Linked DNA regions of Mus musculus: region 1 is linked to region 2. Evidence: chromatin loops called from intact Hi-C (ENCODE). Cell type or tissue: gastrocnemius. All regions are shown on one strand. Links, peaks and the distances in the headings refer to the core of each region. The heading gives the core; the rest is flanking DNA.

The links. A loop is a pair of places that touch in the nucleus more often than their neighbours do. Peaks named below come from ENCODE experiments on the same cell type or tissue, not always from the same donor. Only the 100,000 strongest peaks of a DNase experiment are listed, where the experiment ranks them.
Region 1: it touches region 2 in a loop (2.9-fold over the local background); 3 of 42 quality-filtered maps call a loop at or near these places.

Annotation. Positions count from the first base shown.
Region 1 is chr2:114,193,492-114,209,488 of GRCm38, reverse strand. Zfp770 (zinc finger protein 770) reads left to right here and starts at 8,057. Exons shown (of 2, transcript NM_175466.4): 1 at 8,057-8,152; 2 at 11,862-15,997. The coding sequence starts at 11,903. The coding sequence ends at 14,020. In gastrocnemius, for the core only: a CTCF peak has its summit at 7,984; a DNase peak (open chromatin) is centred at 8,080; H3K4me3 peaks cover 2,246 bases; H3K27ac peaks cover 1,957 bases.
Region 2 is chr2:114,649,320-114,665,316 of GRCm38, reverse strand. It overlaps Dph6 (diphthamine biosynthesis 6), which reads left to right and starts at 10,353. Exons shown (of 9, transcript NM_025675.5): 1 at 10,353-10,486. The coding sequence starts at 10,464. In gastrocnemius, for the core only: a CTCF peak has its summit at 10,118; DNase peaks (open chromatin) are centred at 10,438 and 10,593; H3K4me3 peaks cover 1,697 bases; H3K27ac peaks cover 1,854 bases.

The DNA.
Region 1 (15,997 bases), core at 3,582-11,581, 450 kb after region 2:
AAAGAACCTATCAATAACAAGTGGGTTTACTGATGAATCTGAATCTTTAAAGAAGAACTAACAGAAATGATCTAATTATTCCAAAATTTGAAGAGTAAGTAATTTTTTCAAACTCAGTTTATATAGCTACAATTACAGTAATACTCAAACCAAAAAAAAAAAAAAGATATATACATACACACACAACAACCTACTTGATAACCATTCTTTATGGATGTCAAAAAATATTCAAAAACTACTAGCAAAGGAATTCAAAAGCACATCAACAAAAATATTTACCATGGTAAGTAGGATTCATCCTAAGGACCTAAGGATGGTTTGTTGTGCAAATTGAGATGCAATATAAGATATCAACAGAATACGTTTTAAGTATATGCTTATCATAACGGATGCAGAAAATATTTGATAAAAGCTTAGCAATTTATGATAAATATCATGAACCAGTGAGGGTAGACCCTCCTGCTAACTATGTGTGAGTCAGTCTTCTAGCACCATGCTCCTGCATGATACCGAACTGAACCTCTGATCCTGTAAGCCAACCCCACATAGAATGTTGTCCTTATATGAGTTGTCTTAGTCATGGTGTCTCTTCACAGCAGCAAAACCCCATGTGCTATTGACACATGGCAATAGCAAATGTCTGAAAAAAAAGAAACCAAATCAATATTTCCACTAGCTTAAAAAATGCAGCCAAATATAACCAAATATACCCATGAGCTGGTGAAGTTATGTGGTATAAAAGATGTGCAATAAGTTAGTGGGATCTTGGGGCCATATATTTAGTGAAAGGGGCAGAACAAATAGATAATACTGCCTGATCGCACTCATAGGAGGGGCTTTCAAAGTTGGTTTATGAAAGTTAAGCACTAAATGCTGGCTATCAGCAGCTCAGAAACGTAGAGGCAGAGATGGTTAAGGAACTGTTGGTCTCAGAGATAGGTAGGAGAAATTAAGTTATAGTTGATGTCTTTCCATAGTGGACTATATAGTTCAAAACAACTGGAAAGTTTCTGAATGCTGTCTCCAACACACACAAAAAAAGGGCAACTGTTTGAGGTGACTAGCATGATAAGCTTGATTTGGACATTTAACAATGGAACACCACAGGGTACCTCATAAATATGTACAATTTTATGTGTTAATTGAAAAACAACAAGTTAATAAATAGCAAATCCAAAAACTTCACTAGTAGTTAGTGTTGGCATTTCTTCTATGCTCCGCCCAACAGCCAGGTAGGCCTGGCTTGCTATAAAAGGGACCTTTGTCCTCTCTGACTCTCTCTCTCTCTCTCTCTCTCTCTCTCTCTCTCTCTCTCTCTCTCTCTCTCTCTCTCTCGCTCTTGGACTATTTTCTCTCTCTGACCCCCTTCACCCTCCCTCCCTCCCTCTGTCTCTCCCTCCCCTCTCCTCTTTTTCTCTGTCTCTGTTCCCTTCTCAACTTCTTTTCCTATGCATGAAACCAAATGGTGTGTTCATAAAGTCAAGGATGTGTTTTATAGAGCGGGATCTGGTGCAGTGGGAAGGGGTGCTGCAGAGGACCCATGCTGAGGCATCTGTTTCCCTGAGGTATAAGGCAAATAAAAAGTGTATAGTATAGAGTTTATTTGGGGGTATGGGAAGGAGAGTTGAGCAGAGAGTAGAGGCAGAGAAAGAGAGGGTTATAGAAAGAAGAGAAAAGGCCGCCAGGAACAGTGGTGAGGGCGGGAAGAGGGTCAGAAAGAGAAAAGCTTCAGAGTCAGAGAGAATCAGAAAGGCCAAGCAGTCACTTTTATAGCAAGCCAGGCCTACCTGGCTGTTGCTAGGTAACTGTTGGGCTGAGTGCAGAAGGAATCTCAACAGCTAGGGTCTGAGGAGAAATGTCCCTATCTGTTCTGATTCTTACAGAGACAATTTTTTTTTTTTTGGTACATTTATATCTGTTAGAAAATAATTGGTCAGCCGGGCCTGGTGGCGCATGCCTTTAATCCCAGCACTCGGGAGGCAGAGGCAGGTGGATTTCTGAGTTCGAGGCCAGCCTAGTCTACAGAGTGAGTTCCTGGACAGCCAGGGCTATACAGAGAAACCCTGTCTCAAAAAAAAAAAAAAAAAAACAAAAAGAAAGGAAGGAAGGAAGGAAGGAAGGAAGGAAGGAAGGAAGGAAGGAAGGAAGAAAGGAAAAGAAAAAGAGAAAAAAGGGTCACTATAATTCAAACATGAAGATCCAGAAATAGGAGATTCATTGTGATGAACTCTCCTGGTCTCATGAGCAAAATTTCAACAAGCACCATAGTTCCTCCTTCCCTTTTTGGTACGCCTATACATGGAAATTGTAATTCTCAGAGATCCATTCAATGAAAGTTGAGGCATTAGTCCTGATCAAAAGTTTAATAAGTATAGCCAAAACCTACATTTTGGAATTATATATAGATAAAGACCTAGCTACACAATGTAAAGACTGGTCAGAGTTCAGATAGGACCACATATAAAAGTAATGTGTGATAATCTCGGGACATGGAGGCCACGATGGGAAATAACTAGAGCAGGGGTAGACACAAGGGATCCCAAGAGCAAGATGTCTAGCTGACCCAGCTGAAACAGTGAGCTCTGGGTTTAACAAGAGATCCAACCTCAATACATAAGGTGGAGAGCAATACTATGTCAGACCCTCACATGCACCCCTGCACACACAAGCAGCTACACACAAACATGCATACATAGATACATATACACAAAAGAAAACTCAAATTACTAAATGTGCCTTCTTTCTGTATAACTCTGGATCCTCAGCACAACTGAATGTTAATCAACACATGAAACGCTAAGTGGTTTGGATGGAATGATGCAATTGCTTATCTAGACCCTGAGATCCAAAGATGTTGTCAAGAATTGAGTTTTAGAAATATCCCACAATATACTAGAAGACTGCAGCTAGCTGTGAGTTAAAAGTGGCCCAGTAGTCCTGGGTAAATCACAACCCTACTATTCTGTGTTTTCTGATTTTAACTAACTTTCTTCTCTCCTCCATCATTCTTCATCTCATCTCCCGACTCCAAAGGTCCTCAAAAATTACATGACAAAATATATAAGAGTTTGCAATTTTTCCTAAGGAAGTATATGATTGAGAGGAGAGCTTTTATTCGCAAAATCCCTCTTAAAAGCAAAGCGAGCTGTGCTTGTTGGAAATTTTCTTTGATAATCACTTAAGAATAGAGGCTCCTATTTGAGGAATTCAGATTTTAGCAGCCTATGTACATGAAAGAGGCAAGGAGATAATTTGTTGGTTGCTCCACAGGAAAGAGGTAAAAATAGAAGAAGGAAGATGAAAAAGCAGAGGTAACTTCTCTAAGAGGCCTGGAACTTCAACAAGCATTAAAACTTGAACTTCTACTACTGCATTTGGAATTTTTCAGGCCATACGTAAATAATGACAAACACAAAATTATTAGCATAGAAGAGTTTTTCAATTTTTTTAATAAAACAACCCTACAAGCAATATTTTCTCCTCCACTTTCCCAAGATCCTCTCTCAGGCAGACCTTCTAGGTAGCCGTGTAGCGGTTCATGCAGCCTGTTCCCAGGGCTTCCACACCATCTCCCATTTCCCGATCTCTGAGCTTAGCCCATAGACCACCCTAGGTTCCTTTGGCTCTGGTGTATGAAAGCAGCAGCATTCCTGCCTGCCCATTGAACTACCAAGTCCTGTGACCTCTTGCCAACACCAAGGTTGCCCTATGGTTACAGAGAGAGATTTGCAACTGTAAAGCATTATTTTTTAAGTTACTAGCTAAATGGACCACAGTCTTCTATGCTTGGTGTATTTTCTACCTATTTGCCTATGAACAATGTGCTTTAGTCTGTTATTTTATGGCATTAGTTCCATTTGCCCTTGATTACTCTTATTTCGATTAGGTTTTACTAAAAAAAAATTACATAACTTCTTAGTAAGACCACCTATTAAGATGTCAAGTGCTGTCTCAGTCTTAGCCCCATCTTTCTTGAGACTCCTGTGCTATGAGAGCGAAGTGGTGGAAGAAGAGAATGCACAGGCTGAAGCACAAGAGAAGAAAGATGAGGCAGAGGTCCAAGTAAACCAGCCTGTGCACCCACGAAGTCTGCAGGAGCAGAAGTGAGGGATGCTGAAGGCTGGGACACTGGAACAAGTTGTTGGACTGTATGCTGCTGTCGGTAATAAGTCTCAGTAGACCTGGAACATCACCTCACCACGATCACCTGGGAAAATGACTGCCTTTCTTACAACCAAAACAGTCCCGCTGGCCCTCTGCCCTGGACCTTTGGCACACTGGACTAGTTTTATTCTCTCTTGTGGCCAAGTGTAACTCGTGTACAATAAATCCTCTTTCAGAGAACTGAAAAAAAAAAGGATGTCAAACCCTTCTTGTTCTATTTTCATTTTTGTTGTTGTGACACACATCTCGATGAACAGCAACTTAAGGGGGAAAAGATTATTGGAATTACAATTTTAATTTCCAGGAAATCAAGGCAGGAACTCAAGAAGCTAGTGATACATTGTGCATACAATCTCCAGAGCTCAGGACAGGTAGAAAGAATGAATCAGACCTTAAAGGAGATCTAACCAAATTACCCCTAGAAACTGGTGGTATCTGGGTGTCCTTCCTTCCCTTCACCCACCCCCCATGAGTCAGGAACACCCCCTACTTAAGGGGAGTGACTGTTGATGAGATAATGTTTGAAAGAACTTCTCCAATCCTTCTAAATACTAGAGCAGACCCACTAACAGAGATCTCTAATCATGCTATTTTTAAATCAATTAAGGCACTTCAGAAAGTCCAAATTGGTCTCCACACTTATGTTCAACATTTGCAGAAACTGCCACAGGTCAACCCCCATTGATTCCAACCTGGTGACCTGGTCTTATCAAAAGACATCAGAAGGAAGCTTTAACACCTCACTGGGAAGGGCCTTACATCATGATCCTGACCACACCCATGGCTATACAGCTTGGTGAGCTCTGAACTTGGATCCACCATTCCTACTTGAAGTTCAATCCCTGAAAACACTGGAACCCAGAGCATCGATGGATCATCAGGCCACACGCTGAGGACCCAATAAAGACTAATTGCTGATGGCTCACCTTGATCCTCTTTTCTTGCTTGTTAAATCTGATGTTATATCAAAACATAAGGCCTATAAAACCAGGAAACTATAGCCCAAGGACATGGAGACATTCAGTCACTAAAACAGGCAAAATATTGCTGATTGTGACCACCACTCTCACCATGAATCTCCCTGGTGTAAAATAGACATCTGCCATTTATAGCCAGGCCCTGGGATGCCAGGGTCTAGGCTCGCCACTGGGTGTCTATAAAGAGAACATCTTGTATATTACATGGGTGCACCACCTGTCAATTAAGAAGCCTATAGCCTATGGCTTAGGCAGGAAATAGAAGGTGGGACATGGGAGGAGAAAGAATTCTGGGACAGAAAGAGGCAGGGAGATTCACTGGGAAGAGGTGACAAGTCAGACACATGGTACCTGAGCACAGGTAACCAGCCATGTGGCAAAATGTAGGCGAGAATAAATGGGATATTCTAGTTAGGGAAGAGCCTAGCTATATGGCCAAGGTGTTTGTAAATATATTTTGAGTCTGAGTTTTATTTGTGGGCACATGGGACTGGGAAGAAGAACTGGTGCCATTCTTCAATAGTGCCAACCTAGAAACATTGAGGAGGGAAAACTGAGGAAGATCGTATTATGCCTGTCCCACTAAGGGAGCTGAGGTACCCTACTGTTTGGATGAAAAAGAGATCTATTGTCTCTTCTGGTCTTGTGTTACTTGGGCTAAGGGCTAAGAGCCCTATAGAGCTGATGAGTACTTAGACACAAAATTTGAAAGAAATCTTAGTTGTAAGATAGCCTGCACTTGCAACCTGGTCACCATCACCTTGAAGAGACGAGACTTGCTTCCCCCTTATGCCTACTGGGGACTTAGAACATACCTGACACGCCAAGATCTAGGAACCATGTTCACCATTCAAAGGTAAGGCAAAGCATCTCTTTTTAAATCCATAGGACCTTTGGTGAAAATCCCTGAGGCTCCCCTTCCCAGCCAGTTTTCCTCTGTACCCCCTGTATCAGGGACCACAAATTTTACTTCCAAGACCCCTTCTGTAGGATACCTAGGACTCCATTCAACACTCAGATTCCTGTTCATAGACACTGTTTTGGCTACCTTTAAGTTCCTAAACAGTCCCCAGCCCGATATGAGAGAGGACTGTTGGGTCTGCCCAAAACCCTAAGCTCCCTACTGTATAGGCATAGCAACAACAGATGCCAGACCATCAAGCTGGTTTCCCTCAACAATAGCATATCATGCCCCTGAGATACTCCCCTCACCTTAGGGTATATAAGGGGAACTGGAATTTATTTTAGGTCAAAAAGATATCCCTACCTACTTGATCTTAATCTCAAGTATGTCATGATCCTGATGTGTGTGCATTTGATAAAGGTCTTTAATAGCATCAGGCTAAAAGAGAACAATCTCCTGGCTTCACCCAGAGGGTTTTGGGTTGCCTGTACTCCAGGACTTACTCCTTTCTCTCTGTTAGCCATTTTGCCATTGAGCAAAAACCTGAATTGTGCATAATGCTACATATTCTACCCCAGATTTCCTATTATGAAGATACTGCAGGATGCAGTCACAAAGGTCTCCTGCAACAACTAGGTAGTGCCCCTATTCTGATACCCACACTAGTAAGACTGGGGATAGCAGGCTCTCCTGCACATGATAGGACAGCTCTAGTCCCGGGATGCCAGCATTGTAAAAATACCTGAGAGTACAAGTTGATAAAGACTTAGCCCAGCTTCACTCAGCCACCTTCTTCCTACAAATTCAAGAAGACTCCTTAGCTGAAGTAGTCCTACAGAGTCAAAGGGCTCTAAATTTATTGTTCTTAAAAGAAGGGGGCTTATGTATGGCCCTTGGAGAGCAAGGTTGTTTATAAGTTAATCACTCTGGGGTAATCAGGGACACTCTGGTAAAAATTAGAAGTAACATCCTTGATAGGGAACAACAGAGAAAGAAAGAAAACAGAGCTGGTATGAATCCCTTTTGAATTGGTCCCCTGGGTTAACTTCACTCATCACAGCCTTGGTTGAGCACCCCCCCCCAGCCCCCGATGCTTATATTTTCTAATGATAAACTTTGAGTCCTGCATCATTAATGCCTTGATTTCCTTTATCAAGAACAGAATTTCCCCTGTTCAGTTGTTGGCCTCTAGACCTAGTCTATCAGCTTAAAGGTCAGTCAGCTCTGCTTTGTCTAGATAGCCTATATGTTGCAAATGTTGTAAATGCTGCAAATGCACCTATTCCATAGAAAAACTGGTTCTGATGCTTGCTCCCATCACAGATTTGTATTTGGAGTGTGCATTCAATAAATCATCCATTCCTTACTGAGATTGGTGTCTGAGTCGTTTGTGTGGCTATTCCTGGACCCTAATAAGGGTTCTATCATTTCACAAAGCTTTTGTATTTGGTATAATGTCGAGTATTTTACATGCATGTTGTCCAAAGACATCTTACATAAATCATCAAAGAAGACCCAAAATGCTGGGCAAAGAGTTTTCTATATTGTAAATGTCCAAAATACATAGAACTAGTGAAATCAGCAAGACCAGCCCCTGGCAGGACAATGGATAGGGCCCCTGAGAGAAGCTGATTCTGTATGCCTTCACCTCTTGGTCGTATTTACAGAAATATGAAATGCTGAGAACAGTCGTGATCTAGAATGTACCTAATACTGAGAGTTTTACCAACAGCCCTGAGCTTACAAAAAATTATGAATGGGCTTTGAACTCTAATCATGGATTCCAATAAGAGCTGGCGTTTTACAGTCCTTTCTGGGACTTCCACAATGAAGGGTCGGTAACAGTAGGGCAGAAAGTGCATGCATCCATTTAGAGTCTTCCTTTTTCTCTCCTTGGAAATTGCAGCACTGGGTGGATAAAAAGCAAGCAAGGGCCCAAAGATCGTGAGAGGATGTTTCCGGACGGACCACATTCAGAGCGCGCCTGAACGCCGCGCTTGCGCACTCAGCCAGTCGCCGCGCTGACCCTGCGGACGTGAGCTTGCCTGCCGTCTTGGCGAAACCCAGGCTCTGAGATGCGTCCCTGCCCGGCGTTTGCCAGCTCCGGGTGAGTGTGGAGGACCCCAGAAGCCTGCGTGCGAGATGGAACGAATCCCGGGGAGGGTCAGGCCTGCCCAAGTCCCGCCGAGGTTCCTGGGGATCCGAACAGGGTGCCACGACCTCGGCTCCTTGCATGTGCTTCGTCAGAGCGGTAAACTCAAAAGAGCTGAGCCCCGCGCCCCATCTCCTGGGGTCGAATCACTTATTTCCCATCTTTCACTCAGCTCTTCCCCTGCACCCCATCTTCTGGCTGCAGTCAGTGGAGCTTTCACCCTTGCCCTTCTTTTCTAGGCATGGGATATCACAGTCCCTGAACTCGGCTTGACCCCTGCAGACTCCTTACTTGCACAGCAGATGAGGCCAAACACATAGCTTCCGTCTAGGGAAAGGTGATGCATGGATGGTTCAAGGCCAAGAGAGTGGGCCATGGAGAGAAAAAGAAAAAAAAAAAAAAAAGAAAGAAAGAGGCGAAGACTGTTGTAAATGTTACCATAGATAATTCTCCAGTTGGAACTCTTAAGTTTCTCTACGGTGTTTTATTTCTTTCTTGTAATTTATTTTGTATTTTGTGATTTTCTTTTAAAGAGGTATTTGCAAAGACAGTGCTACTTTCAACCTTGAAACAACATTGGATTTTATCGATGTCAGTTTTTATAGTTACTTGGCTTAACGTTGTGTGAGCTCCTATCATGTTATAATGTCTGGATAGTCATTGAGGCACATCCATTGGTTTGTCATGTTTCACTTTAACGTGAAAATTAGCTTTTGTGTATTTTTTAAAAAGTTTAAAAAGCCAATGGGGGAAAAAAGATCAGGTGAATGGGATTTAAACCTCTAAGTCCACAGGGGGGATTGTGCTTGGAGTGTGGAAATCCCTGACCTTTTACTTATAAATAGGAAGTGAGATCACCACTTGCCACAAATGATTCTGACAAGGTAGGGTTCGCAGTAAGTGCGTATCCAATCCTAATACTAGTGATAGCTACTTGACCGCAGACCCTTTTGAGTACAGGAGCTAGAGGTAGCCAGTGCCTGTTGTTTATAATCATATAGTTGCCTTGTGTTGTTTTAGTGCGAGACTTTTTGTTTTTTTGAGAGAGGGTGGTAGTCTGTAGAATCAGTAAGTGGAAGGAGAAGTATACAAAAAGATTGGAGAAGTTCTTGAGTTCCCCACACTCAAACCCTATAGTTTGACCTTAGGCAGTTACAAGGTTTTGCCCACCAACTTCCTGGGGAGAAGCTGCCTTCCCATTCCATACTTAGTATGGAGTCAGTGCAGTACAGAGGTTTTTTTCCTCCCTTTAGCCCTTCACCAGCCCTCTCCTGGCACAGCCCATAGGAAAAAGGGAAAGCCCTTTGTTAGACATTTTCCTCTTGTGCACTATATCCATTAACACTCACTTGGTGTCTTTCTGTTTAAGAGAACACTGTTGCAGCAAGTGAAGGAAGGTTTGATTATTTAAGCTTGGCTCATTGTACTGATTGACGACCATCTTGACAGTTGTGGCTCAGCAGGAATTCAATGAATTGCCTGACAGGAATTAAATATATTTCTGAATTCTTTGCAGTCTGCTGGGTTTATGATAATTTTAATCCTCCTAACCCTTAACTCTTTGCCAACAAGTTTGCATGTTGTTCGTTTTTAGGTTTTTGTTGTTGTTGTTTGGTTTTTGTTGCTTTGTTTTGTTTTTCAAAGCTGAGAGAAATAGAAATACCCATAACCCCAACAGGTGTTTGTTGCTGGGTTATATGATATATTTTATAAATTAGTAGAGTGTTTTATGGTCTAATTGTTTTATTTCGTTATTTAAATGAATTTTTTCTTTTGACTACTAATAAGATAATTTTGCATGCATATTTTAAAATAGTTGAACCAATGGGAAGAAAACAGGACTCTATTGTGTTCCTTAGAGCTCTTGCCTGTGGGCACTTACTATGTGGTATATATTCTGCTACTTTACCTATTAAGCCAATTGGCCTGCCTGTGATCCATTGAGTTGACTTTACAGCTAATAATGAGTATGGACCTGTACATCGGAAAACACTGTTAAAAGCAACTAGTACAAAATAGTCTCTCAAATTTTATTTGTTCCTTATTCAGATTGCACAATGAGTGTATTTGGTTTTGTGTTTAAAGTGTCGCCTAGGAGAGATAATAACCATATAGGTTGACTGTTTGCCAAGTTGGTAGACAAAAGAATTCTTAGTTTCTTGTATAGCTAGACATTCTGTATACTATAATGAAAGAAGAGGTGTAGCTTCAGTTAGTTTAGTTTTTATTTTAATTGCTGGCATATTTAAGGCTAATAGAATAGTAATGGAGAAGAACCTTGTCTTTTCTGGGTGATGATACATGAGAATTGTGAAATGTTTGTTAAGTTTTAGTTTGTCTCAAAGATATGTGTACTGAGTACATCTTAGACCAGAATGACCTATTTTGAATATTGCCTGACAAAGGAACCACATTCAACAGTCTGTTCTTTGTTCATAAATACACATGTGAGTGTGCAGGATGTCAGCCTCGTTCTTTTGTACTTGTTTTTGTCAGGAAGTCTTCAACAAAGCAGAAGGGAGAAAAGAACTACATTTTGTGTGTCTGTCTAAGGAACCTAAAATATTATTACAGAAATAAGAGTCACAACATAAAATTTGGCATCTCCTATTTCTGTGTTGCTTCAGGATTTCCTGACATGTGCACATACGTTATTGCCATTCATTTGCACAGCATTGCTCCCAGTTTAAAGAATCTCAAATTCTCCTTTCTTCCTGACACACGAACTATACAGGAAAAAAAAAAATCTAGGATTAAAACTCAGGTCTTCTGGGAATATTCTCCTTGTTGATCTTAAATATTTGAGGAGAAAGAAGGAGAGCGCTTTGTGGGTTTTTATTTTTTTGTTTTTTGTTTGTTTGTTTGTTTGTTTGTTTTTGGAGACTGGATCTCATTTTATAGCTGTGGCTGTATTGGAATTCTGTAAAGCAGTATAGACTTGAACTCACAGAGATCTACTTGCTTCTGCCTGCCATCTGCCGAGTTCAAAGGCATGTGCCATCCAGCCCATTGAGAATAGTTTTAATGTTGTGTCAACCATCTAAATATAATTAAATGAAATGGTTTATGATCAGAGCATGTCTGTAGTATTGCTATAATTCAATGATAATGTCTTGTTCTTAATATTTTATATTTTTACCTTTTTTATAATCAATTTACAAATATTTATTTACTGTTAGGGCAGGAGTCTCACTAGCTGAGCCTGGCCTGAAATTGCTGAATAGCCCATATTGACCTCAAACTCACGGTCTTTCCTGTGTTTAATGTATGATGGGTAGCTTTAGAGGTGCACCACAATAACAGGGTGTTTTTTTTTTTTATAATGACAAAGCAACTTATTGGCATATCTAATAATGAAGAAAGTTGGAACTGAAAGGGTTATTGAATGTTAAAAAATAAGGTTTGGTCATTTTTCAGTATAGCTTATCAAGTTAAAAAAGTACTTTAAAAACTTGTAGAATTTTAAATATTTTTAAGACTTAAATCTGTCTAAAATTAGTTCTATGATTATAAAGAATTCATCTAAGATGGTTGTTACAGTACTTGAAAACACAAGAAAAGTACAAATTCTCCCATATTTTTAATCTTTAGCCTAAGGAAATTACTTGCTTTTATACAAATCTTAAAATTAATACTTCGTTGGTTTTGTTTGTTTAATTTTTAGAACTCTGTGGAACTTAAGAATGCCATGGAACTCATCAGGATATGCCACTGAGGAATGTGATGGCTGAAAACAACTTTAAAATGCTGAAGATTCAGCAATGTGTAGCCAACAAACTACCTAGGAACAGGCCATATATTTGCAATATCTGCTTCAAGCACTTTGAAACACCATCAAAATTAGCTAGGCATTATCTCATTCATACCGGTCAAAAGCCATTTGAATGTGATGTGTGCCATAAAAACTTTAGACAACTCGTTCATCTGGAGAGGCATCAGTTAACTCACAATCTGCCTTTCAGTTGTAATATTTGCCAACGCCACTTTAAAAATTTGAAGACATTTGTGAAGCATCAACAGCTTCACAATGAATCCTACCATAATGATGTTAAAGTCAGAAGACTGCTTGAGACCAAGCAAGAGAAGCCGGTATATGGAATGTGTAATACTTTTACTGCAGATGAGAGATGGGCACTACACCCATGCTCTAAGTCTGATGCCACATACAGCACCACGAAGAGAAGAAAGAATATCCACGCGTGTACGATCTGTGGCAAAATGTTTCCGTCACAATCAAAACTTGATAGGCACTCACTTATTCACACCGGGCAGAGGCCTTTTAAATGTGTCCTGTGCAGTAAATCTTTCCGACAGTCAACCCACTTAAAAATCCACCAACTCACACATTCAGAAGAAAGACCTTTTCAATGTTGTTTTTGTCAAAAAGGATTTAAGATTCAAAGCAAACTTCTGAAGCATAAGCAAATCCACACTAGGAATAAGACTCTTCAGAATCTTCCTTTAAAAGTAAAAAGTCCTGAGTCATGTCCCCTACCTAATAAATTAAACGCAAAGCAGGATGCTTTTGAAAGTGGTGATATGGGTGAATCTGAGGAGAATAATCCTCTTGATGTCCACTCAATTTACATTGTCCCTTTTCAGTGTTCGGAGTGTGAAGAATGTTTTGAGTCAGAGCAGATTCTCAATGGACACAAGTGTCTTCCTGCCAGAGGTGGCAGAGTTCCAAGCAGACTCAAAAGAAGCTGTAACTATAAGACCATTGTTAAAAAGCTCTTGGCTAAACTTAAACGTGCTGGGGGTAAAAAATCAGATGATCTTCAGTCAGAGAAGAAGAGAACATTTAAAAGCAACTACCTGAAAAATTGTGAACGCTCTTCTGGTAAGCCGAACATAGAACAAACTCAGAGAACATTTGTGGGTTCTCTTAGCAGACATGGTTCATACAAGACAGTTAGCAAAAAGAAGAAGAAAACTCTGGCTTTGCCATTTTCTTGGCAAAAGCAATTCCAGAGCCAAAATACGGGTAAGAGTTTGCAAGGCATCCTTACAACGGGAAGCATATTATCTATGGATGGTTCCGTCAATAATAAAGACTTGTCAATCTATGGTTCGTCAGGTGAGGAATACTTAAACTGTGACATGCTTCAGTGTGGTTTTTCAGATTCAAGTGAAAATATACATACTGGACATAAGATGTGTCCCTGTGATAAATGTGACAAAGTGTTTCCTTCTATTTCTAAGCTACAAAGGCACTATTTAATTCATACTGGACAGAGACCTTTCGACTGTAATGTTTGTGGAAAATCTTTCAGACAGTCAGCTCACTTAAAAAGGCATAAACTAACTCATATTGAAAAGATTCCTTACAGTTCTTTTTGGCGAGTGGACTTTGGAAATGTGAACCAACTTTTCATCCATCCAAGTGATGATGTTAGCTATAATGCCTCCCAACAGTGCGAGGGGCTTGGTTCCCAAAGCTGTGAAAGTTCAGAGTCCAGTCAGGTATCAGAAATTGAAGTCAAGGTAGAACCAGAGGATTTTCTTCTTGGTTCCCACTGTAGGAGCAGGCAGTCTTACCTCGCCAACGCACTGGTGGAGTCAGAGCAGAGCCATCATTGTTACAGTTACTTAGGCCGTCCTGAAAGAAGTGACGGGCTCCTTTACCAGTGCAGTGTTTGTTGTAAACATTTCCGATCTCCGTCCAAACTAGAAAGACACTATTTAATTCATGCAGGGCAGAAGCCATTTGAGTGCTCAGTCTGTGGTAAAACATTTAGACAAGCACCTCATTGGAAGAGACATCAGCTCACTCACTTTAAGGAGCGACCTCAAGAGAAAGTGGTTCTAGACTCAACTGTGTAACGGAAAACCACTAATGTGATATAATACCCCATAAGGCATTTTTGCCAAAGGCCTACATTTGGTGACTTCATAGGCAATTGCTTGCCATGCATAATCAGGAGTAAGATAAATAAAATGGGTGTTTTAGACACAGTTAAATGACTTGAGAAGGAATAGCATGGTCTGATGCCATCCATAGGACTCTAAGGTTGTCAGCATATAACTCTGGTTGTATTAAAAGCTAGGAATCCATCATGTCCAATTTGGCCTCATGTGTTGAATTACTCAAGACCTTGTGTGTCTTTGGTTTTATGCGTATCTCCCAGAAGGAGGCCAGAATTGCCATTCAGCTGCAACTAACCATCCTGCCCTATTTACTTCTACATGGAAGCGTACATTTTATTGCAAAACAGTTTTCTTACAAATTAAGAGTAATAGATATGGAAATAGGTTGGGGAAATTAAAGCATTTTACTTTTCTATAGTGGTTTCTCCCCCCCCCCACCCCTTTTTTGAGACTGGTAATTTTACCTTCTAAGACAAAAGTTTTACCCCCCCCCCCCAAATCCCAATCTAGGTTACTATTTTCCCTGAGGAATTTAAAAGTAGCAAGAAGCTGGGTTGTACCCATGTGTATTTACCATCCACTAATGTTTACATTTGCATGGTGTTTTCCAAGGGCCATTATGTCAGCAGTTGTATCTTTTTAGTTAAATGCAGTGCACCTGTTTGCTTATTAGTGGTTGACAGCAGACAGCAGTGGCCAGGGGCAAGACTTTGCTTTAACAACTCTTTGGCCATAAGAATTAAATCTCTTCTGCTAAATTCAATCAAATGGCAATAGCTATGTAGTTTCAGACTTCACTCTTCTGTGAAAGACACTAATGTTACAGTATTTTTTTTTTTTGACCTTCGTTGTTCCTTCAGTTAGCAAAAGTCCCTATACAGGAATATGGTGCTTAGAAAGCTCAAGGCAGTATTTGTTTCTAAACAGTATTGTCATGACTTGACAAAATATTTCATTTAATCCTAATATGAAAGAAATGACCTAGTCACGAGTCCTTCACATTTGTGGCAGTTTGTAAAATCTTTGACTAACATTTTTTCGCAATAAAAAGGTCAACTGTTTTGTTTCTAAGGTGAAAAGAAACAGGTGGATATTTCACATGCTTAAATATAGTGAAAAGCCCTCTGTTGGAAGTATGGGTGATGGAGTAATTGTAAGTTTTGATCATGGTGTAAGAGCTGTACTTTGTGAGGGGAAGGAAGGAGGAAAGCTTTCGCCCCAAGTGAGCCTTAAGAAACTTGGATATAATTTACACAGATGAAATGTGACGGTATGAGTAAAATATCCAGATGATAAATAAATGTGCCTATTCTGAAGTAGAGAATCTGTCTAAAGAGGAGAGCCGCATGCTCCAAGGAATAGCTTCTGTTTCTTTAAGACTTGAGGTATGTGTTTCCTGCGCAAACAAGTGGCTCACAGAACCGAATGCACAGAACTCTTAAGGATGCATCTGTTGGTTAAAAGCAAAGCATAAATCGTTCATGTTTTCCAAGAGTAAAAGTTCAAGAGTTATTTAGTGTGTGAAATTGTGGATTTGGGCATTTCTTTAAGTAATTTATATAATTTTATTTGAAAAGAAATGCCTGATGTGTTTCTTTCCCCCCTAGACAGGGAAAGTTCTGAATGTTGTGCTTGTATGACCATGAGTCTTTGCCTGAGTGATAAGATACATTTTTTTTGGCTCATGCCTTTTGAAGCTGTTTCATATTGAAAGTTGAAATATTGTAAAAATTTTGTCAAGAGATGTATTGTAGTGCTCTTTGAAGTACCTGTAACAAAAAAAACTTACCTTTATTACCATTGCAAGCTTCTTATGGGAATTGTAGGAGTGGAAATAAAATATGAATTTATGTTAAGATAAACATGTTAAATGATGGTTTGCTGCATGCTAGAACTGTACTTACTGAGTCAATTATTTTGATTTTTTTAAAA
Region 2 (15,997 bases), core at 5,365-13,364:
CAGGATATACTACATATAGTGTGCCTTTATCATATCCATCTACCTTCTATTGCCAGCCCATGGCACTCTTTCCAATACCTAGCCATCCCAACTTATTTTCAGTTGGTTTTAAGTTTCTACCTATGAGAGAGAACATATGGCAGTTGTCGTTCTCTTGGTAATTTTGCTTCACATGATGTTCACTAGTTCCTTTCATTTTGCTGAAAGTGGCAGGATTTCATTTTTCTTTAGTGCCAAATATTCCACTATGTATATCTACCATATTTGCTTCAGCCACACATTTTAAGCTAATTATGTATCTTAGATATTGTGAACAATGTCACAACAAACACGAACATGCAGACATCTCTTTTGTATGTTGACTTCTTTTTCTTCACATATATGCCCAAGAGTAGGACAGCTGGGGCAGATTGTAATCCTATTTTTACTTTTCTGAAGAAGTTCCATAATTTTCATAGACATTTCACTAATTTGCATTCCCAGAAAGAGTGAATCTTTGCCTGTACCAGTATCTTGACATGTTTTCCTTTTATTTCTTTCTAGTGGTTTCAGGTCTTATATTAAACTTTTGACTCACTCTTAGTTGATTTTTCCATGAGGTGAGAGATGGGTCAAGTTTAAATTATCTATATAGGATATCCAGCTTTCCCAGAACCATTTATAAAGGTGGCCATCCCTTCTTCAGTGAAAGTTTTGGGCCCCGTTGTTGAACCAGTTAGCTTTCAATGGGTAGGCTTTTTTCCACCTGAGGTCTCTATTAAGTTTCATTTTCTTGGTGTCTGCCTTTATTGTGTTAGGGCTGCTATGAATAAGTAGCATGTCTTGAGATTATGTCAGATTATTATAGCTTGTTTTTTTCTTTTTTTGGCTCAATTTTTTAAAATTCATTTTAGTTATTTAGGAACTTTATGCCATCATATGAGTTTAAAGATTTTCACCCTAGTTCTTTGAAGAATGTCATTGATACTTTGATGAAGATTTCTTTGAATTTATAGATCATTTTGGGGAATCCGGTCACCTAAAAATATTCATGTGTGCTTTTCTTTTATGTGTATATTTGTCTGTATTTTCTTCAAGAAATAACATACTAAGCTGGGAATGCAGTTCAGTGGTAGGCTGCTTGTCTTGTGTATCCAAAGTCCTTGGCTCAATCCCCATAATAATAGGAATACAACAGAACCCTGTATGACAGCAAAGATTTACACACAAACTGAAAGGGAAATGATAGAAAATTATATTCTAAACAAATAGAATCTAAAGGAGTGTAAGAATATCTATATTTTCTTACAAACGGAGTTGGAAATAAAGTAAGACAAGATCAGTACAACTCATCAAAACACATAAAATTATAAATCTAAACACACACAGAATACACTTTCATTTAATAAAATAAACATTCTTGAGGCCAAAGTGAGAGATGAGCTCTTATATAATAAAATTAGTTGAATTCTATATTTTATTTTTACCAATGGATAGACTAAGCATATATCAAGACCAATAAAATAAAATACATTAAAATAAAATAAAACAAAATGAAATCAAGAACTATACCTCAAGTGGACCTTAGAGAAATTCATAAAACATTCTATCCAAAACTGAATATTAGAAAATAAATTCAATCATTCACTAATGATCATTCAACTTGATTACATACAGTGATCAAGTAGGTTTAGTTTCAGTCATGCAAGAATAGTTCAACATATGCCAAATTACAAACACAATACATCACACAAATAGAATGAAGGATAAGGATTGTATCATCACCTCAACAGAGATAGAAAAATGTTAATAAACTTCACAAATCCAAACATATTGCAACATGCTAAACAAGAAAAATAAAAGTAAAGCCAGGCATGGTGGCACACGTCTTTAATCCCAGCACTTGGGAGGCAGAGGCAGGTGAATTTCTGAGTTTGAGGCCAGCCTGGTCTACAAAGTGAGTTCCAGGACAGCCAGGGCTACACAGAGAAACCCTGTCTTGAAAAAACCAAAAAAACAAACAAAAAAAAAATAGAAGAAGAAGAAGAAGAAGAAGAAGAAGAAGAAGAAGAAGAAGAAGAAGAAGAAGAAGAAGAAGAAGAAGAAGAAAAGAATAAAGAAAAGAAAAATAAAAGTATCTCTTCTAAGATTAAAAACAAAACAAAATCGTTTACTATTACTTTAAGCAATGCATGCATATACCTTCCTTAAACAATGGAACCAGGTTGCTCCCTCCAGTAATCACTTAATGAGTGCTATGTAAAATTCCCCCTTCTTTAACTCAAAAAATTCAGGAACACAATCTAGAAGCTATGAGCCATGGGTAAGTGGGCTAGACTGGCAATATGTCAGGTCTGGCATGGCTGCGTAATGGGAGGCATGACACAGTTCCTGCCCGTGAAGCATTGCCAGGCTGTTGATCCAGGTGATCCCCACATGTGCCAATGACTGCTGCTGGCCTGAAAGCTGATCTGCTGTCTCTTCTATGTTACTTTCAATCTTTCTTTCTGGGGAATACAGTTCTCCCATTTCTCAGAGCTAACCATGCCAGACTAAACAGATGCAGTTCTTGGGAATGAGGAATGGAGGTGGTCATGATGCTGTGGAGGACAATGAGCAGTCCTTCCACTTGGCCTTTAGGACTATGGGAAAGAAGCTAGAAAACATAACCACAGAGGCCCTAATGGTTCTTTGTAGAAATTGTTCATTGTGAGACTTGGTCTTGATTTGAAGATACTAGGAGATACATGTACGCTCCTGTCCAATGACTGCTGCATTAATTAGCTAAGGTGGACTTGGGGACATCAGGGATAGAGAACTAAAATAGTCTCAAGAAGAAAAGGCATGACTAGGAAAGGAAGGAATCTATAAAGTACAATCAAATGATAGATGGGTTTATTTTACAAGAGAAAGGCGTATATGTGATCTGGGAATAAATAACATGGGAAGGAAAAAGAATGAGAGGGGAGTAAGGCAAGAACACAAGAAGGGAGAAAGCAAAAGAATGAGAAGGGAGAAGGAAGAAAGGAGAAGAAGGAATGATGAGAATCCCCCAGTAAAGAAAGCACTTGAACTGACAGTTTGCATCATGACTGAGTCAGCACCACTCCCATTCCTGCCTTACTCAGGACCCTTCCCATGTTGAAGTTGGACGTCAGCAGTATTGGGTATTAACACAATAAGGCAAAACTTTATTCTCGAGTGAAGTTTTGGAGAAATTTCCCTATTTGTCATTTTATACCTGTAAATATTAGTTATGGATATGAAAAAGCTCACACCCTATTCAACCTCAATATGTCTATTCTTCTAGTGGTATTTTTATTTTCATATGTCTTTCTGGTGGTAATTAACTTTCTTCAACGTCTAGGTAAAGGATTTCCTTAAGTATCTCTCATAGGAGTAATATGGTGGTCATGGATTTCCCTTCTTTTTCTTTTTTTCTTGTATTTTTTAAGATTCTTTCTTTTCCTCCCCTCCCCCACTGTCCCTCCCTCCATCCCTCTTTCTCTGCCCCCCCCCCCCCGTGTGTGTGCATATCCTTCAATTCCCAATCATAACCTTGCTAGGAACACTAACAATTGGTTTCAGATTTATTTTTTTAATGATTTGAAATTTGACATTTTAATGATTCCATGCTATCTTAAGCTTGTAGAATTTTTTCTAACAAATGTATTAATCTAATGAACTTTCCCTTGACATTAACTTAGTATGTTCTCATTTCAAGAGTTTGACCATAGATGGCTTAATATTTTCTGCTTATGTCTATCAGAAATTATAAAGTTATGGGCATCTATTTCTTTCCCATGTTTAAGAACATGTCTTTAATCATAATTTCTCTGCCTTCATACATGCCAGTGATGTAGGAGTTTGATTATTTAATGATCTTTTAAGTATTTATATGATATTGTTATACTGTTCCTCTTTTCTTCACACTGGAACATAATATCAAAAGATATGGTCCATACCTTTTTTTATTGCGGTTGATCCAGTATAATGGTGAGGCTTTCAAATGTGTCATCTCATCTGATGTACTAAGACTTTCAATTCCAAGAATTATGATTCGTTCTTTGCAAGACATCTTTGCTGAACTTTTAATCCATATCCCAATTTCATTTAATTATTTATTTCCTTTGGATCTTGTGGAGTTGTTTGAAAAAAAAAAATCTTTCTTTTGAGTTCCCTGTCAGTTATGCCAACCACTTTGATAGCTTTGAAATCTGTTACTGGAGTTCTGGTCTGTAGGAAGTGTTACATTATTTTTAATGTTCCTGTGTTTTTTTTCATTGGGGATTGCATGTATGGCATAATGGACATGTCTAAAACTTTTATGGGATAACATCCTTAAGAAGCAGCTTTCTCCTAAAGACATGCCAGGTTATTCTAGCTTATTCTCGGCTTTGGGCTGTAATATAATCTCCCCATGGCTCTTCAGCACTGATTCCAGGAGATACAGGGTTGAGTATAGTACAAACTGTATAAAGTAAGAAGGGTCCATTGTCTCTGTTATCTCATACAAGGGTGGATCCCCTCTGTCATGGCTAATCTTCATTGTCAACAGGAATAGATCTAGAATCAACCAGGAGACAAGTCTCTGGATGCAACTATGAAAAATGTCCTTGCTTTGGTTAATTGGCGTGAGAGGGCCTCTATGAAAAGTGGGTGGTACCTTCCAGTGGCAGCCCAGATGTAATGTGGTCCAAGCGGAAAGTGTTTAACTCTTTCCTACTCGCTTTTACTTTTCACTGGGGGGTTCCTGTACTCTGTTGTTGTCTGTGCTGTTGCTGTCTCCACCCGTCACTGCCATCAGAACTCGGCTGCTTCTTTGGCTCCTCAATATGCACCAATGACCAGTAGTTCTCTAGGAATTCTCTAGGTCTTCAGCATCAGGATGGGATATGTGTGGTATCGAGCTTAGTGGGCCTTGGAGCTATAGGCTCTTATGATCTCCCCTGTGAAGACAGCCACTTTTGGCCTACTCAGATTGTGTCATTCATGTCTACCAATCTAATAACTCCCCCTTTTAATATATATATTAAAATGGATATATATATACATATATATATATATATCCATTCTGCTGGTTTCATTCTTCTAGAGAACCCTCATACACTGTTATTCAATTTTAAATCAAGATTGAGAAAGTATGGTGTAGCCAAAGCAATGCAAGGCCCTCTGGTAAAGGTATTAATCCGATGGGTACAAGTATTCTCATATTCTGATGGCTCCAAATTTATAAATATTTAAATAAGTGTGGCTTAGACAGCAAAGATCCTTAAGCCATTAATGTCTTTGTAGAAATAAGTATGAAGCATCATTCTGACGACTTCCTGTCTAATATTTTAGGGAAGACACACTTAGCTCTTTTCCAGGCTGCTATGTAGTAACTACCTGTAGTGTTTCTTGATGTGATTATCTAAGTCTTTATCAATCAGTACATCAGTGAGATATACTGCCAAGGAAGCAGAATTCAGTGACAGCTTGCAAGCTTTTATTACCGGCAACAGTGTTTGGCTGTGGAGAGTTTCCTTAAGTAAACTGGCAAAGGACTGAGGTTTTTTGAGACAAGTTTTCTGTTCACCTGCTTTGTTGGCCCTATGAGCTAAGCAGTATTCATTTGTATGTAACAGTTTTAAACTATAGAACATGAGCACACAATGTGCTTGAAAGGTGGATCTTGGGGAAAACAATTCATTGAATTACAAAATAAAAATCACTATAGTGAAAAGAAACCTTTTAACTTGTTGACATTTACTGGGTTGAAGTTATCTCTATGGCATCTGTGTAGAAAACTATGTATATAGGGTTTTTACTAAATCAAGTGTTCTTAAAATCTGAGCAAATTATGTCTCCACAAATGGATAGTAGTTAAAAATAAGTTTTCCCTATTAACTTATGAGAGTTTTAAGAAACACTTTGCCAGGATCCACTATTAGTATGTTAGTTTGATCAACATTAGTACATGTGTTTGGAAGTAAACTAAAGCATTTCCTTGAAAATGTTGTTTTTGAGTTAGACATTCACAAATTTAGGCTGGCCCTCCTTCAAATACTATTCTTGGTTTGAATAAACTCTTCTCTGTATGTTTCTCGCTAGAGCAGAGCACAATTGTGAGAGTCTAAATTTCCTGCTCATTCTCATGTGGTTTGGAGTCATTCTGATTCTTTGTGGCAGGCAGGGAGGAGATGAACTCAGAGCTATTTCCAACAACATCAGTTATTAAAACCACTGGTGAAAGTCACCAGATGACAATCCTTAAATGATTCATCAGGGTTCATTCAGGCCCTACTTTCAAGCTTCTCCGAACCTTTGCCCAGGCACAATAAATACCCTAAACCTTGGTGTTGCCCTGTCTGCACCACTCTACATGGTATCATTGGCAGAATTCCATCGTAGGCATGGAATCCCCTTGAGCTGAGTATTCACAAAAAAATCCCTCATTTCACAGAAAAGGAAGTACAGAATTGGGTCAGGTGCAAAGTATCTAAGTGGTACAATATTGTGTTTATTTAAATGAAGCTAGCCAAAGTCATATGTAAATCAGTAGCTCAGATGAGAATCTGGAAGGGTGCGTGGGGTGGTCATGCCTCAGGATATAGGCATAAGTGATAAATCAGATCTCTATGTATGACATACTTTAGGAGAAAAACATGGATCTGAGAACAAAAGGCTGAAAGGCACATTAGCCAAGGACCTACTAAGGAAACCTATTCTATACCTTTCAAAAGTTTTATCAAGATATTTCTAGGTCTTAGTCTGCAAAGAGGGCAGAGCAAGGATTCACTGACTTTCAGAATTCAGAGTCACTTTAAGTACTCTGCATGCAAGGACCTTCAAGCTGGAGTTACGAGGAGGAGTAAGGATTCTCAATTCACTAGGGATAAAGTCACGCACACGTAGAACCCAGATGATCCACTTGGTGCCCTTTTCCAATTGTACCTGTGAAATGACACATACAGCACACCAAGATTTAAAATAATCTACTGGGCAGTGGCTAAAACCCATTAGGAATGGCAGGTAAACCATAGAATGATACGATTAAGTAATTGCTGATGTTATGGGGAATGTGGTGTAGATAGAAACAGATATACCATGTAGACAGGTGAGGACTGGAATGAAGTACAATAACAAATGCTGCCACTTCTCCAGGTAACCTCCATTTCACAGGTCAGTCTTAGATAGATAGAAGGAATTACAGACATCATGGAGCAGCTAGATCTCCACCATTCTTGGCAACTGTCTTAGACTCTGATTGCGGTGCTTTTAGATCCACTACCAATGCCCCACCAGAGCAGACTTTTCTTGCACTGTCCTCAGACAGAGTGAGTACAAATGAGATATTAGAACTAGGCCACTGGAAGCTCACTTTGCAGTTCTTTTAACGGATTACTTTGGCTTAGGGTAAAGGTTTGTAAAAAAGGAGACAATACATTTGGCACTGTTATATGAGGTCATTTAGGAAATTCTGTTAGTTGAAAGGACTTCAATTGAAAGTTTTGAGAATTTTTTTCCTAGGGGTAAAATGCACAATACAAAGGATAACATAAAGGTGGCAGGGGGAGCAGGAAACCTCTGAAAACTGGCTGACCTTGGTAACGGGCCTGAGCATGTTATCCCCTCACTTATAGATAAGCCCCAGTATATACACATTATAATAAGTATCTTTGATGAGATTATCTTAGCATGAGGCTAAACACAGAGAAACAAAATGTAATTCTTAATATGCAGCTGTAGGGAGAGCAAGTTCTTTTCTCACCCTCTCTTGAAATGTGGCAAGGAAAAACAATTTTAAATGGTAGAAAATTTTTAAAAAAATGAGTCTTTGAGGCACTTGATGCTTATTTTATCAAAATAGTCCACATGTTAATTACTGATAATCTACACAGCTTTCTAAAATTGATGATAAACAGCTAGACTAACTTTCCTGTCATTGCTATTACTTCGAGTGGCATTTCCTGATTCTAGATAACTGGGCATCACCCTGACTGTCCAATTTGTCTTCCTCTCTGACCAACATAACCTCTCCACCAGTAAGGCTAACCTCTCATATCTTTGTTTGAAGATGTATCTGTTTCTCCTGTCCTTATCTTTCAAGTCCTATACTACTCTAACTACCCATCAGTTCAATGGACTCAACTCCCAATGATCTTGTCATATGTATTACATAAATTGTTACTTTCAAAATTTCATAGGCTGAAAAGCATATGATTCATAATGTATAATTTGAATGCTTTATCTCTAACCAGACACCAACATCTCAAATACTTAATTGATTTGGTAAATAATTATAATCACAGATTATTTTTTGCACACACGATTATAATACTGATACTCATAGCAAATTATCAATGCCATGATGACGCATACCAACTATTTGGAGCCATTGAAAGCACTTGTAGTATGGCAAGACGGATTGCTAATGTGTATCCCACACAATGTGAGGTGTCTCACACATCCTACCTTTAGTTCATGATATTGTTCTCATTTCTCATGGCTTTCTTTAGTAACCCATATCTGTCTATTCAACTATATTGACTGTTTTAAAAATACTAATTCTTTTCATGTTTTGCCAAATCCATCATCTTGTTTTTAGATCACATCACATCATCTCTCCTGGAACATTAAAATAGATTTCTTCCCTAATAGATGTTTTCAACATTGCAGTGTTATAAGAACCTGTTGTCCTTATAAAACCTTCAACCATACCTGTGCTATAAAGTCTGAGATGGCCTACACCACCTTGGATGATCTTCTCTCTCCACCACCCAGACTTCATCTTCCATCATGCATTCTGGTTACTCTTCTCCAGTTACCTGTTCTTTTGTCATCAAACCTTCAGTTCAAAACCTGTGCCCAATTCATGTCCTGCCAGCAGTCTTTAATTAAAATACAATTTTAAAAGCCAGGTGAAGGGCTGGAGAGATGGCTTAGCGGTAAAGAGCACTGACTGCTCTTCCAGAGGTCCTGAGTTCAATTCCCAGCAACCACATGGTGGCTCACAACCATCTGTAGTGGGCATCCAATGCTGTCTAAGGCTGTGTCTAAAGGCAGTGACAGTGTATCCCACATGTATGAAATAAATATGGCCAGAACCAGCAGGCTGGAAAAAAAAAAGCCAGGTGAAAGTAGAAATCAGAAAGGGAGATTTATTCAACATGGATACATTGGGAAGACGGATTTTGGGAGTTTGGGCATTCACTGGAGATATATATATGTATATATATACATATATATATATATATATATATATATATACACACACACACACATATACACACACACACACACACATATATATATATATATATATATATATATATATATGTATTACATGTATATAATGTGTATATACATAGGCAGTGGTGGCGCACACCTTTAATCCCAGCACTCAGGAGGCAGAGGCAAGTGGATTTCTGAGTTCTAGGCCAGCCTGGTCTACAGAGTGAGTTCCAGGACAGCCAGGGCTACACATAGAAAACCTGTCTCAAAAAAAAAAAAAAAAAAAAATATATATATATATATATATATATATATATATATATACATTCTTTACATATGAATAATATTCAAAGATGTATATGTTTAAGTTAGTTTAACTCACCAATAATGCCACGTGTACCCTCTATTTCTGCATTTTTTTTCTGTCTCTCTCTTTCTCTCTCTTTTGGTACAGTATTTTTCACTTTAACATACAATTCTCTTTTTAAATTCTCTTCTTCCTACACCTCTACACAAACTCCTTGTTCATGGATGTAGGTAGGCATGGTGGTCTATATCGTACACCAGTTGATCCCAGGAGCTCCAAAGAGTGCTTAGTACATTCAAATAACTAAGTACTGGCAAACGTATTTTAAATTAGATTTTCGTTTTGCTTTCTGGAGTGCAAGTTTTTCAGTTTCTGTATTGGGAAAATGCAAAAACACAGTATAGGAGGCGGAGGTCATGTAGCCTCACTGGTTCAATGGGCAGAGATGCAAACCTCGAAGTTAAAAGTGATCAGGGGTTAGTGGGTTTTTTTTTTTGGAGGGGGGGTAGGAAGGGCGAAAAGATTTCTTTCTTGTAGTTGACGAAGAGAGGAGAGAGACTAAATCCCCTTTCCAAGGTAGTGTTTCAAATCTTAGAACTTGTGACTTTGAATTTACTACCCAGACAATCCCAGCACCCTCAAGCGGTTTACCAAGGACCATGCCCTTCCCTTGGCAGCTTCACTGCCCTTACTTAGGTGGTTAGGCTGTGCCTAAACTTTTTTCTTTTTGTAAATTCTGAGCCATATATCCATGTATCAGGGAACAGATGCTGAGACTACCTAGCCTCTACACCCGGGTGTTCAGCAAGGTGCTGAAGGGGCAGTAGGCATGGTCGAGGGCAGGCAGCGCAGCAGACACCAGGTCGAGGACCGCGCGTGTAGGTCCAGTCGCCGCGGGATCCCGGGCCTGGCGTCTGTGGTTACCGCACGCACGCACGTACGCACGCACACTGCGCCCAGAATGAGGGTCGCGGCCCTGATCAGGTAATGAGGACTGGGGCCATCGCTTTACTCTTGGGCAAGGCTATATCCTGACGCGGCCACTGTAGAAACATCCGGAGCCACTTCTTGGGGCGCCGCGTGGGCCGGCCGGCGCCACGGCCACCGGAAGAGGCGGGGCGATCTGCTCGGGCTCCCTGGCCCCACGCGCCTCCTCTCTGGCAGCTTGGCAAAGCTAAACAGCACTAATTCCTGGGTCCTCCTCCTCCTCCGTGGGCGCATGGTCACCACGCCTGTTGGACTTTTATTTGCTCTGAACTTTGAGAGCCGCTGTTAACTTCACTTACTTGTTAGCAGTTTTTGTCCTCTATAATTCTCCTCAGTCTTGATCCTTTCCAGGAAGGAGGATTGCAACCTCACTCTCTTCTCACATCTCTGGCTTGCCGGGAGAGCTGTAGGATCCCCTAGATGGTTTGAGATTGCTTTGCTCCTATGTTGTCAGACACCTCCGTTGGAACTCAAGCTACTGACAGATGTATTTCCTCCTGGTTGAGTTGAAAATAAGCTAGGTTTTTCTAGATGCTCTGGAGTGCGTTGGATACAAATTTGCCTTACTGACCCTGGGCAACCCAAGTCATATTCCAAAAGTAGTTTGAAATCTAGTAACTTACTTAAAAGCCCAGATACTATAGCTGATAAGCAGAGCTATCCTTGATCTGTTTCAGTGCCTGGCAGTGATAAGGGGCATAGCAATATTAGTTTAAGACCCTTAAGTGTATTGTTTCTTGAGATTTAGACCTCAAAAAAGTGTGAATTCCACTTTATTGCTACAGTCTCTTTTTGTTAGCCTAGTGAAGCACACGTACACATTTGTTGTTAATGCCCTAGGTAACTGATGCTAGTTGACAGTGGGTGACAGTCTAGGTAAGCCAGTTTCTCTAGTGGCAGGAAAATGCCAGATCTGTTGATTCTGTGCCATTTTAAGGAAATGAAAACCCACCATAATTTAATAAATTTTACACATAAAGGGAATAAAACTTTAACCATCACGATTATTTGGTGAAGAGAGATAAAAATTAAATGTGAGCCAGGAAGGCAGCCATGGAACTTAGTTTACCGAAGCTCAGCAGGGTAGTAAAACATGTGAAACTGGAGAGAAGAAAGTCTCAGTGGAGTGTGTTCCTCAAAACACTCAGTGGATAGGAATTTAGAGGTGCTGTTTGAGAAATTATACAATTAAAAGCTGTATATTAGGAAATAAGAATGCACAAAATAAATATACATGTACTGTGTATGATTGTGTATAACATGGCCATATATTTAAGCTTCAGTTTGATAAATCTGTGTGCATTGTGTACCCACATGCATGTATTTGAATTTGTGTGTACAACAGTTGATAGGGTATGAATGTATTTCCAGGACAAAATGAAACACATTCTTTTATATCACTAAGTCAAAGACTAAAAAAAACTCAAAAAAAAAAAAAAAAAAAAAGATGTCCTGTTGAATGGAAGCTTGTAGATTATCTAGGCAGGCTATTTTAAATTTATTCTGAAGCATAGAAACCCAAATATATTGTGATTGCATTGTCTGCCTTTGGAATCTTCTGCCCGATCTGGGCTGCATTGTCTAGTCTCAAGAAGAAGCACCTAATCTTATTGCAACTTGATATGCCAAGGCTGGTTGGTCCTTAGGAGGCCTCCCCTTTTCTGCAAAGAAGGGGTGGTATGGTGGATGGAGCTACATGAGAGGGAGGTACTCATAGGAGAGGAGCGAGGAGAGGTGGCATCAGGATGCAAAGGAAATGAATAACATCATCATAATAATTAACAGTAAAAAATTCTTTGTTCCTGAATGCTTTTTGTTCTTTGAGTACTCTGTGTTCTGTAGAACACAGCTTGAGAAATACTTTGAAAGGATATTTAAAGAGTTGACATATTTTAAACCATAAAGTTAGGAGGTGATTATGGATGTTCACCCTTGAATCTCTAACGTATTTCTAGAGCATTTGTTTATTTGTTTTGGGGGGAACATAGTAATAGGATCCAATAGAGAAAGTTATGAAGACCTACTTTGGCGCATATCTGAAAAGATGAGGCCTGGGATTTATTTATTTATTTATTTATTTATTTACCTGACTGTCTTAGTCAGGGTTTCTATTCCTGCACAAACGTCATGACCAAGAAACAAGTTGGGGAGGAAAGGGTTTATTCAGCTTACATTTCCATACTGCTGTTCATCACCAAGGAAGTCAGGACTGGAACTCAAGCAGGCCAGAAAGCAGGAGCTGATGCAGAGGCCATTGACGGATGTTCTTTACTGGCTTGCTTCCCCTGGCTTGCTCAGCCTGCTCTCTTATAGAACCCAAGACTATCAGCCCAGAGATGGTCCCACACACAAGGGGCCTTTCCCCCTTTAATCACTAATTGAGAAAATGCCTTACAGCTGGATCTCATGGAGGCATTTCCTCAACTGAAGCTCCTTTCTCTGTGATAACTCCAGCTGTGTCAAGTTGACACAAAACTAGCCAGTACACCTGATCTTGTAAAACTATTTTAACAGAGCTTTCTTTCTTTTTTTCTTTTATTGGATATTTTCTTTATTTACATTTCAAATGTAATCCCATTCCACCTTCCCCTGCTTCTCTGAGGGCACTCCCCCACCCACCCACCCACCCACCTACTCCCGCCTCCCCACCCTGACAATCTCCTACACTGGAACATCAAGCCTTCACAGGACTAAGGGCTACTCCTCCCATTGATGCCCAACAAGGCCATCCTTTGCTACATTTGCAACTGGAGCCATGGGTCTCTCCATGTGTACTTTTTGGTTGGTGGTTTACTCCCTGGGAGTTTTGGGGGTTGGGGGTTGTCTGGTTGATTGATGTTGTTGTACTTCCTATGGGTTTGCAAACCCTTTCAGCTCCTTCAGTCCTTTCCCTAACCCCACCATTGGGGACCCAGTGCTCAGTCCAGTGGTTGGCTGCGAGCATCAACCTCTGTATTTGTCAGGTTCTGGCAGAACCTCTCAGGAGACAGCTATATCAGTCTCCTGTCAGTAAGCACTTCTTGGCATCCACAATAGTGTCTGGGTTTGGAGACTGTATATGGGATGGATCCCAAGGTGAGGCAGTCTGAATGGCCTTTCCTTCAGTCTTTGCTCCACATTTTGTCTCTGTATTTGCTCCGGTGAGTACTTTTTCCCCCTTCTATGAAGGACTGAACAAGCATCTACACTTTTCTCTTCCTTCTTCTTGAGCTTGATGTGGTCTGTGATTGTATCTTGGGTAGTTGAAGCTTTTGGGCTAATATCCACTTATCAGTAAGTGAATACCATGTATTTTTTTTTTTTTTTTTTTTTTTTTTGTGACTGAGTTACCTCACTCAGGATAATATTTTTCTAGTTCCATCCATTTGCCTAAGAATTTCATGAAGTGATGGTTTTTAATAGCTGAGTAGTACTCCATTGTGTAAATGTACCACATTTTCCGTATCCATCCCCTCTTTTTTTTTTTTTTTTTGAGACAGGGTTTCTCTGTGTAGCCCTGGCTGTCCTGGAACTCACTTTATAGACCAGGCTGGCCTCAAACTCAGAAATCCGCCTGCCTCTGCCTCCTGAGTGCTGGGATTAAAGGCGTGCACCACCACCCCGGCCCATTCCTCTTTTGAAGGACATCTCAGTTCTTTTCCACCTTCTAGCTATTGTAAATAAATCTGCCATGAACATAGTGCAGCATGTGTCCTTGTTATATGTTGGAGCATCTTCTGGGTATATGCCCAGGAGTGGTATAGCTGGGTCCTCAGATAGCATTATGTCAAATTTTGTGAGGCACTGCCAGACTGATTTCCAGAGTGGTTGTACCAGCTTGCAATCCTACCAGCAATGGAAGAGTGTTCCTCTTTCTCCACATCCTTGCCAGCATCTGCTATCATCTGAGTTTTTGATCTAAGCCATTCTGACTGATGTGAGGTGGAATTTCAGGGTTATTTTGATTTGCATTTCCCTGATAACTAAGGATGTTGAACATTTCTTTAGGTGCTTCTCAGCCATTTGGTATTTCTCAGGAGAGAATTCTTTGTTTAGCTCTGTAACCCATTTTTAATAGGGTTATTTGGTTTTCTGGAGTTTAATTTCTTGAGTTCTTTGTACATATTGGATATTAGCCCTCTATTGGTAATGATCTTTCCCCAATCTATTGGTTGCTGTTTTGTCTTATTGACAGTGTACTTTGTCTTACAAGAACATTGCAATTTTATGAGGTCCTATTTGTCTATTGTTTTCAGAGCATAAGCCATTGGTATTCTGTTCAGGAACTTTTCCCCTGTGTGTGTTCAAGGCTTAACCCCACTTTCTCTTCTTTAGTTTCAGTGTATCTGGTTTTATGTGGAGGTCCTTGATCCACTTTGACTTGAGCTTTGTATAAGACGATAAGAACAGATCAATTTGCATTCTTCTACATGCTGACCTCCAGTTGAACCAGCACCATTCATTGAAAATGCTGTCTTTCCCTCCCACCCTCCCACTGGATGGTTTTAGCTTCTTTGTCAATGATCAAGTGACCATAGGTGTGTGGGTTCATTTCTGCGTCTTCAGTTCTATTCTGTTGATCTACCCGTCTGTCTCTGTACCAATACCATACAGTTTTTATCACTATTGCTCTGTAGTACAGCTTGAGGTCAGGGATTATGATTCCCCAAGAAGTTTTTTTATTGTTGAGAATAGTTTTCACTATCCTGGGTTTTTAGTTATTCCAAATGAATTGAAAATTGTTCTTTCTAACTCTATGAAGAATTGAGTTGGAGTCTTGATGGGATTGCATTAATACACTCCTTTGCCCTTTGCATTCTCTTTCTTGTAAGGAATCCTATAGTGCAGTTGTCTGCACAGCAATGGCTGAAACACTAAGTATATTGAGGCTTGACTATTGATATATGTCACCATTTGGATTTTCATTGTATAGAATTTAGAATCAAGTCTGTCACAGTCTATTATACAGTTTGAATTTGGATTTTTAGATCTGAATATCATCCTTTGATGGGCGTTGGTAGCCAATAGTTAGGTTTCATGTAGTTAGAACAGATTTAAAGCTGTTTTACTTATGCATGAATATGCATACCATTTGCTTGCTTGTGGAAGCTATAAGAAGGTATTGGATACCCTGGAACTGGAGTTACAGATGGGTCTAAACTGCCATGTGAGTGCTTGGGATTGAGGACTGGTCCTCTGGAAGAACATCTTAACTACTGAGACATCTCTGTAGCCCCTAGATTTTTTTTTTTAAATTAAGGACTTTCATTTAAGGAATATATGAAATAAGTGTTTGGAATATCATTCTGGATAATTAATTATGTGCACAGCACTTTTTAAAAATTTAATTTAATTTGTAATTCATTTTTTTTTAATTGGTTGGTTTTTTTTTTTTTTTTTTTTTTGGTTTTTCGAGACAGGGTTTCTCTGTGTAGCCATGGCTGTCCTGGAACTCACTTTGTAGACCAGGATGGCCTCAAACTCAGAAATCCACCTGCCTCTGCCTCCCAAGTCCTGGGATTAAAGGCG